Linked DNA regions of Mus musculus: region 1 is linked to region 2. Evidence: chromatin contacts called from ENCODE POLR2A ChIA-PET data. All regions are on one chromosome and are shown on one strand. Each heading gives the region's core, a stretch centred on a gene start or an enhancer-like site at or near the end of the contact. The rest is flanking DNA. Distances are from core to core; before and after follow the strand shown. Region 1 has its middle 9.1 kb from the start of Plau. Region 2 holds the start of Vcl (vinculin).

Region 1 (4,530 bases), core at 1,265-3,764, 84 kb after region 2:
CTTTATGTGGACTGTTGTGCCAGAGACCAATGGAAGAAGTCTCCATTGGAACTGAAAACAACAAAAGCTGGATTTGAGGTGGCTCTGTATGCCGATCAACCAGGGTGCCAAGTAGACAACAGAAAACGAGGGACTGCCTTTTGGAAGTCTGGCAAGGACTGTGAGTCATCTGTTGGTGGTGATTTTAGCCTGAGCATGAGTAAGATGTCTTTAGAGAAAGTTTAGGTTAGAAACAAGAAAGGATAGTTTAATACCTGGCTTTGGGGAGCCAAATATTCAAAATCAAGTAGAGATGGTTAAATGAAAAGGAACCCCCCTCCCAAGCCAGAGATGCTAACAATGACTGACTACTATGAGATTATTTTACTTGTATAGTTCTTTTTACAACCGAATAGGAACTCTGAGTTAATAAAAATTAAAAGCCAGCAGAATGGCTCAGTGGGTAAAGGGCCTTCTTGCCAAGACTTGAGTTCAGTCCCTGGTATCCACATTGGGAGAGAAGAGAACTGACTGTCATGAGTTGTCTTATGACTCCCCATGAATTCTGTGACAAGCACAAGCATGCATGTGCAAGGAGGAGGAGGGGCAGGAGGAAGAGAATACACTGGAAAGGTAGGTAGCCCCCACTTAGGAGACACTTTTGCAAGGGACCCAGGTTTGGTTTCCAAACAGCTCACAGCCATCTGTTTCCGTTTCAGAGCTGACACTCTCTTCCAGGCTCCATGGATACATCATGCACATGTTAGGAACACTTACATGCATGTAGGCAAAAGATTCACACATGTATTTCACATGTGTACAATAAAAGTATATATATATATATGAATGAAAGACCCAGTACTTGGGAGGCAGGAGCAGAAGGATCCCGAATTGAAAGCCGACCTAAGCTACAATGTGAGTTCCTAGTCAGCCTCAACCACATAGCCAGACTATGTCTCAAAAAGGAACGGAACCTGGTGGAGAAGAAGGAAGGAGGAGAAGAGAAGAAAAGAAGGAAGGAGGGAGGGAAGAAGGGAGGAAAGAGATATCTGCTGGATCTCAGTGTGACTGCAAGATCACAAAGGACCCTAAACCATCTTCTCTTCCAATTCGTTGTTTAAAACTAAGCAACACTGACACATGCTACAGGATGGGTGAAACTTGATAGCATGGTGCTCACAGAAAGAGGCAAGGCTGTGTTTTCTATAGTTCTGTGAAGTGGCCGGGATTGGCAAACCCACAGGGACAGAAAGTAGGTAAGAGGCTACCTAGGGCTGTGGACCTAGGAAGGGAAAAGAAAGCAGTTGACTCATTGGTTCGGGTTTTCTCTGTGAAGTGATGAAAATGCACTAAATTGGTTGTTATGTTGCCCAACTCTGTAAATATGCTAAGAACCACCAAGTTGTGTGCTTTAAATGGATGAATTGTAGAGGGTGTGAACTGCATCTCAGCAGAGCTAGTCACTCAAACACTCCTCAGCAGCTTCACGCCATGTCTGTTGAAGGGAGAGCTCAGATGTTTCCTGCTAGGAAGGAAAGTGCACTCAATGGGAATGAGTGTGCAGGGGTGTGGCTGCTGTAGGGTGCTGGCTTGGGAAAGACACGGCTGTATGGAAATCAAGTTGAGTTCTGATCATTGAATTGGCCACGGAAGATTTCAAAAGGAAGGATTCTGGTGAAAACGGAAACCACCTCGGTGAAACTAGATTTCGGCAAAAATGGCTGAGGTTGCTTTATCAGGGTGAAGTTGTTCTTTTAGCCGGTGACTGGGTGTGCTCTCCTTACATTTGGCTCACAGACTCTGGAGCCAGCTGCCTGCCGGGAGTTCGAGCCTGACTCTGCACTTGCAGTTATATTTGCTCCCCGCAGGATCGGCAGGGTCTCTGTGCCTCTGCTTTTAATACTGTAAAATAGGGCTACAAATAGTTCCGTACGTTCTTCGCAGAATGAGGGAAAGGATTAAATCAGGATCGAGAGCCCTAAAACAGTTGTTGGGGAGGTAGTTAGAGCTTCAGGGTGAGACAGCTGAGGGTAGAGGTGGCTCTGAGAAAGAATCTGCAGACTGTTAGCAGCCTCATTGCTCAACCGGCCAGTGGGGCTCTTACTTCCTGTTTGCAGTGTCTGGGAGTCCTGATGCTGCTGGAGCTACTCAAGTTTGAACAAGATCTTCCTTGGCCCCTAGGGAAGAAATGAAGCTGACTAGCAGCTCAGCCAGGGCTGGGTCCCTAAATTCTAATCATGTCCTTTCTTTCCCAGGAAATCTCTGCTCCCACAAACACTCGTACAATTCTGGGGTGGGAGACAGGAAGGGATTCTATTAAACCCTGAGAGCTTTCTCGCAGCCTCTCTCTCTTTATGGTGGAGGAAACATGGGCAGGACGCACCGAGGCTAATGCTCTTTTCCAAGCCACATAGCTAATGTTAAAAGCCAGGGTTCTATCTAGTTCAGGCCACCTGATTGCAAAACCCATACTGAAACACAGCTGCACTGTGTGGGGGAAAAAGTGCTAGGTCATGGGATAGAAGCTCAGGGATTCACAGAAACCCCAGGAGACTCCGTATGCTCAAACTCCACTCAGAAAACTGGCTGTTCATGCAGAGAACTCATGATGATCATCAGGTCTTGAATTTTCTGGGCCCTTCACGGATTCTGACTGATTGCGCTGCCGCCTGAGGTTCTCAGTCAGTGGTGCATGTCAAAAACACCCAGTGAGCCTTTCCCTAGAGTCACAAGCATTAGCATTTAGCCCTGACCTGAATCATAATCTAACAGGTGGGGCGTAGGTGTGTAGATAATTTTTAAAGTTTCTCAGGTGACTGTTAAGAAACACTGCCAAAACTCATAAACGTGACTTGGAAATTCCAATATTTTAGCATCTAATTATATCTTCCGGCCTGCCTTCTGTGTATGCCTCAGTTCTTTAGAACCTGATGTTTGATTCAAATTATGTGGTTACCCCATTAGGATATCATCCACCTTTAATTTTGAGTTCCTTGCTCTTACAGATAGCAATGAGTGACATCAATACCCAAGAGAATGCAGTACAAGCCAGACATGCAGAAATTATATTTTGTGTCCCCTGGATGTCACATATGTAGGGTGGTGTTGGGGATCAGCGGTTTTCACTGCTGCAATGTTCTTGACTGAGGTCAGCCCAAGGATTTGTGGGGAGAAGAGCAAAGAGAATGTGGTACAGCTAAGCCTCAAGAAACTCACTATGAGTGGGGTCTAGTATAACAGGCCTGGGTCTCAGCGCTACTATTCAGGAGACTGGAGCAGAAGAATCACAAATTTAAAGTCTGCCTGAGCTACGGAGTGAGTTGAAGGGCTGCCTTGTAATTTAGTAAGACCTTATCTCAAAATTAAAAAATAAAAGAAAAAGGTGAATGTAGCCTAAAATATAGGATTCTGTTCTCAGTACCAAAATTAATCAAAAAAAAAAAGTTGTATACAGCTATAAAAGAAACACACTGCCTTGAATTTCTGGTCTCAGGAGGCAGGGATAGCCTAGTCTACATATTGAGTTCCAAGACATCTGGGGCTATATAGTGAGTCCCCCTCTAGAAAATTAATTAATTAATTAATTAATAATAAACGAGGTACTCTGCCCAATAGCACCAGGCTGAGGAAGCACCTGTGAGCTGCAGCTCAACCCGAACACCGCTTACCAAGCCGCAGGTCTGTGGCCTGTTTTGTAACTTAGGTGCTATGAAGGCCGACCCTGGAACTCTCCTTCTGTACCTTCCCAAGGCCACATTAAGTGCAGATAAGCTCCATTAGCACAGCGGAAATTTAGCATCAGCCTACACACAGATGATGGAAAAGTATGTTTGCTTTCTGGAATCCCAGATTCACAATGGTTTAGTTTTATTGGTTTTGTTGTTATTATTATTTTATTGTTATTTTGAGACAAGGTTTCTATGTGTAGCTCCTGGCTGTCCTGAACTCACTCTGTAGACAAGTCAGGCCTCGAACCTCTGCCTCTGCTGAGATTAAAGGCATACCACTACCACCCCACTTTTTGTTTTATTTTGTCTGTTTTAAGACTAAAGCTTTGTAGCAAAATTGGCTTCAAACTCACAGGAGTCTTCTTGCCTCAGCCTCTCACTTGCTGGGATGACAGGTGTGAGACACTGATTTTTTTCATGTTTTCTTCTGTAAGACTTATTTGTAATCATCTGTGTGTGTGCATGGGTGTTGGTGCCTACAGAGGCCAGAAGCGTTACAAGTAGTTTCAGCGGGGGACCAAGAGCTGCAAACACAAGTACTTCATTACCTGACCCCGTCGACAGCACCGACTCGGCTGCTTTGTTTGAATCAGATTTTTTTCTTTTCTTTCTTTGTGTATTTTTTTTAAGACAATGTCTTGCTATGTAGCCTAGCTGGCCTTGAAATAACCACATCGTCCAGGCTGACCTTGAATTTGCACCAATCTTCATTTAGCCTTCAGGTGGACTAGGACCGTGCCTGGCTTGGATCAGCAGCCTCATCCATGCATTCTCATCCAAAAAAAAATCCAAGCAAACCCCAAATGAAACTAAGATGCACGTA
Region 2 (4,493 bases), core at 1,478-3,977:
GTTTATAGTTAATTCCTTTTCTAGTCTTCGTGCAGCCTTATGAGCCTCCTAGCCTAACTTCACATGGTTCCTCTTCCTTTAACCCTCTATTTATTATTAACCAATCTGTGTGTCAACGCTGAAGACTGGAACTAGGGAAGAGGAAAAAAAGTTCCACTTACATTGTGTTTTCCTGACAGGAGTTAGGAACTTGAGATGTGTAGAGGATCCATACATTTATGAAAACAGTTGATGGGTCCTCAGGCCTCCCTAGAGCCCATGTTCTTCCTCACACACCATTCTTCCCTCCCACTCCCAACCAACTTGTGCATCTTATTAAATAAGACCTTCTGCTAAACTACCCATATACCATTCACTGGCTTCGAGTCTGATTTCTTTAACCTGCAATCAAGACAATCTACTTAGTGAAACCTGGTAGCACCTTTGTTTATGACTATTTATCAGCCCAATCCCCTCCACGGATTCAACTTTAAATACCTTTTATAGTTAGGAAGTATGCAACTACATGTATTTTTTTTCCATCTTATATCTGCCCTTGTTTCTTTTGTATGTCTCCTAACTATGACCATCATAACCACCTATGGAGCTACTTTAAAAAACAGAAAACCTTTACTCCTGGAGATCCTTCAGTAAGTCTGGGATGGGAACTGGAAACAGTCCTATCTACAAAGCCCCATTGGTGATTCTCATGCACACCCTGAGGGCCACTAATTCATTCCAATGCTCTTTATACAGCACACATTCAGTGCTTACTAATTCATGGCCTGGGAGCTCATAAATGACTTCTCTCTAAATAGCCTAACCAGATATCAACCAAGCCCTTGACTACACCAGCTGTGTTCCAAGTGCAACATGTGGGTTTAAGATTTCCTATCCTCAAGTGCTACATGGAGGGACACCATTACCTTGTCTCTTTACATTGTTTCCCATTTGTTGAAAAACCAGAGGCCTGGAATGCAGCCATGTCAGACAACACTACATAAGAATGTACTCTGGGGTCTAAGATTAAAATTAGCTACAAAGAGAACAAGAACAAGATAGACAGTCTGAATGAGTACACTGCTCCTACTCAATAGTTTCTTACTTAATCAGTACAGAAGAACAGAAATTTCAGTCCCTAGTTCCGCCCTCCCTTCTCTCCCTCCCTCCTCTCCCCTCCCCCTCCCCCTCCTACTTGCTGCCACAGGTCTCCTAAAATGCCTGAGACAGTCCCAGGCCCCTGAAGACCCAGGAAGTCATTTCATGCGTTAAAGTCCTATAATCCGATAAATAACACAAGCCCCACCCGACAGACAGTTACCTATCAACTACCCTGACACACCATTTACACAGCTTGGTTCGGAAAGCAGTATGAACTTTTTCCTGAGTTGTTCTTCACAGGGAACAGCAGTCTGAGTCACACCCAGCCTGGAGCAAGTGTGACATTAGCCAGGGTACAGTTACGAGACTAGTCTCTCTATCTCTTTTCCCATTTCAGAAGTGGGCTACAAAGATCGATAAATAGCTAGGGGCAGGCAGAAAAGTGTGGACTGGCAAAGAACGCCCTAGCCTTCCCCTCAGGCAGGGGCTGCAGATCCCAGATTCCACAGGCCTCTCACAGCAGCTCCATCTTGCTTCCTGCCAGAAGGAGGGGCAGAGGAGGAGGCCCCCCAAATCTGGAAAGGCCCCAGTGAAAGAAAGCCATTTGACAGCAGTAAAGATGGATAGACAGCTTCATGGAAGGAATAAAATGACGGCCATGGGGTCAGGCAGAGGGCAAGCAGGGCTCCTGGTTATGAATTACTGTCTAAAGGTGCTAAGAGTCCCCGGAGGTGTGAGCAAAATGCCCCGAAGGAAAGGAGGCGGCGACAGAGAGAGGAAGAAGCCAAGCAGTTGGGTAGAAGCGACAGACACCAGGATCCCAGGGGAGGGTTGGGCAGGTGGGTCTCAGGGGACAGAAGTATTAGAAAGGCGAGCAGCCCGGTGCAAATAAGAATCCTTGGAAGTTAGGGCAGGGAGACCATAAGAGAAACCACCCACAGGTTGGAGAGGAGAGGCCTAAAAAGGAGCTAAGAGCAAGGTACTCAACGCAAGTGACGCGAGCCTGCCCAGGGGAGGGACCGTGAGACAACCTAACGACCATTTCTTGGGCGCCTACTACGGGCACACACACCCTAGGCACTTCACAACTAAAAGCTCGCTGACTCTTCACAGCACAGCCCCAAGGCAGGATTTCTCACACAAGTGTCCCATTTTATAGATGAGGAAACTGAGGTCCCCGACAGGCTCAGTGGCTTGCTCAAGGTCACAGCCCAGAGAAATCGGCATTCGAAACCACGGCACCTGCCCTGGAGTCCACCCGACGCTCCAAGCGCCTGCGAATGCAAGCAGCGAGGCGGACCGGGACCCTGGGGACTTCTCCCGCCCGCGCTCCCGTCCCAGGCCCGGCGCGCTCACCCGGACGAGGTTGCTGACGGCCGCCTGCACGGCGGCTACGGGCGCGGTGAGGTCAGGAATGGCTTTGCCGTCCACCTCGCCCTCCTCGTGCATAATCACCAGGTGCGAGATCTGCTGCGCCACCGGCTCCAGGATGCTCTCGATCGTACGCGTGTGAAACACCGGCATCGCGGCGGCTAGCGGGGCGGCGTACCGCGGGCAACAGAAAACTGGGATCCGTAGGGCCGGGAGCCGGCGGCGAGTGACTGACTCGGAGCGGCGACTAGAGTCCGGGCTTCCCTCGGCGTAACTAGCCCCACAGGCGCCCCGCCCTCTCACGTCGCCGCGCCCAATGGTAACGCAACTCAGAGCCGGACTGTGGCTCCTATTGGTCTTACTTCGATAAGCTCCGCCCCCAAGGCAGAGCCGCTAAGGTCCCGCCCCGCCCCCATTCCCAAGGGAGGGGCCTGGGATTGGGGCTGCGCCGCAGGGATTGCGACCGGATTCCCGAACCCTCTCGCGGGGCGCTCCTTATAAGGGCATAGTGGGAGCGGAGCGAGCGACTGCACTGGACTGGCCCCGCCCCCAGGAGCCGCCTCCCGCCTCAGAGTGGCGGAGCTCCGCCCCTCCGCAGGATCACCTCAGTAGGGCGGGATATCCTCACCTCAGGCAGCGCCAGAGAGAGGGGACCTCGGCTTCCCCCGGTCTCCCCGCAGGGTGCTCCCCTTTACCGTCACCGGACGCAGTCAGAACACTGTTCCGTCACCTCCCAGTAATTCACGAGGAAGTAAAAAGATCCAGACAACAAAAACACACCGAGAAACATGAGTACCCATTGATTTGTACTATCTGCCCTCGGATAGTCACAGTTAAGTTTGGTGTGGCACTTTCTAGACCTCCGTGTACACGTTCACTTGCAAATACGTGTTTTCTAAATAAATAGGAACGTTTCCGTAGAACTAGAGACTTAATGAAATTTACCTGCTAATCTTTCGCTTTTGGTGAGTAGAAGTCTGTCTGCCACCTTCTGTTTTAGCGACTGGTATCCCATTTTTGCAAATCTACTTAGGTCTGGTTCCGTTGCTAAAATGTTTGCCTAGAATGTAAGAAGCCCTAGGTTTGATTCCCAGCACTACGCAAAATCAGCCTTGATAGAGTGGGCCCGTATACCAGCAGCACTAGGGAAGTGGATCAGGGGTTCAAGGTCATACTCCACTACAAAGAAAGTTTGAGGCCATCCTGGAGGGGTAGTCCTTTTGTGGTTGTGATGAGCATCTATTTGTAGTTACAACAGCACTCCAGAGGCAGGGTTAGGAGGATCATTTGAGGAAGGAGTTCCAAGCCAGTCTGAGCAACATGACAAGACCCCCATCTCAAAAAAAAAAAAAAAGTGAAATGAAAATTCAAAAGTGGATACTTTTTAACAAGTCTGTAAGTAGGGCCAAATTGCCCAATCCCCTCACCACATTTAAGACATCTGCATGTTTTCCTAACCTCAAGTTCTCTTGCCCAAGCTTCCTCATTCTGAGAGGAAACACATTCATTAATGCCTTCAAATGAAAGATCCTCAAGTCAAAGAAAAATGTTTCTCAGGATGTCACATTTTGCAGAAGGCCAAGCCACATGTTGTCTTACCCAGCTCTAAAGTTCTGTGTGTCTAGCAGTACATACCCCCGTTTCTGCTCTGTGGTTACCAAGTCTTGAACTTTCTCTTGAGGTGGGGATGAGCTCAGTTGGTAAAGAGCACTCGCCTACCATGCACAAAGCTTTAGTACTTGCCTACCATACACAAAGCTTTAGGTCAGCCTCTAGCATCACAAAACAAGGACATGGTGTTCATACACACCTATAATTTTGTCTGTCACCCAGGAGTTGGAGGCAAGAGGATTAGAAGAAGTTCAAGGTCCTCCTCGGCTACCTAGCAAGTTTGATGACAGCCTGGGCTGCTTGAGACACTGACTCAAAAACAAAACAAACAAAACCACCTTAATAAATAACCATGAATGCAGAGGCTCTGCCTCCAACTGAAACAAAGCTGTACAGGAGGGAGCTCATTTCTGTCTGCCTTTGATAAGAGC

The links. ChIA-PET counts read pairs that join two places held with the same protein, here RNA polymerase II (POLR2A).
Region 1: POLR2A ChIA-PET joins it to region 2 with 37 read pairs in embryonic stem cell. The contact joins the enhancer-like site here to the promoter of Vcl in region 2. POLR2A ChIA-PET finds 5 or more read pairs at or near these places in 4 of 5 experiments (Patski and embryonic stem cell).

The regions. Positions count from the first base shown.
Region 1 is chr14:20,843,460-20,847,989 of GRCm38, reverse strand. No RefSeq gene overlaps it. Among named protein-coding and RNA genes, the nearest start is that of Plau, 9.1 kb to the right of the region's middle. Within about 2 kb of position 2,514, at least 1 of the 3 ENCODE cell types and tissues checked has a DNase peak (open chromatin) inside an H3K27ac peak, as active enhancers do.
Region 2 is chr14:20,927,632-20,932,124 of GRCm38, reverse strand. Vcl (vinculin) reads right to left here and starts at 2,727. Exons shown (of 21, transcript NM_009502.5): 1 at 2,437-2,727. The coding sequence starts at 2,604.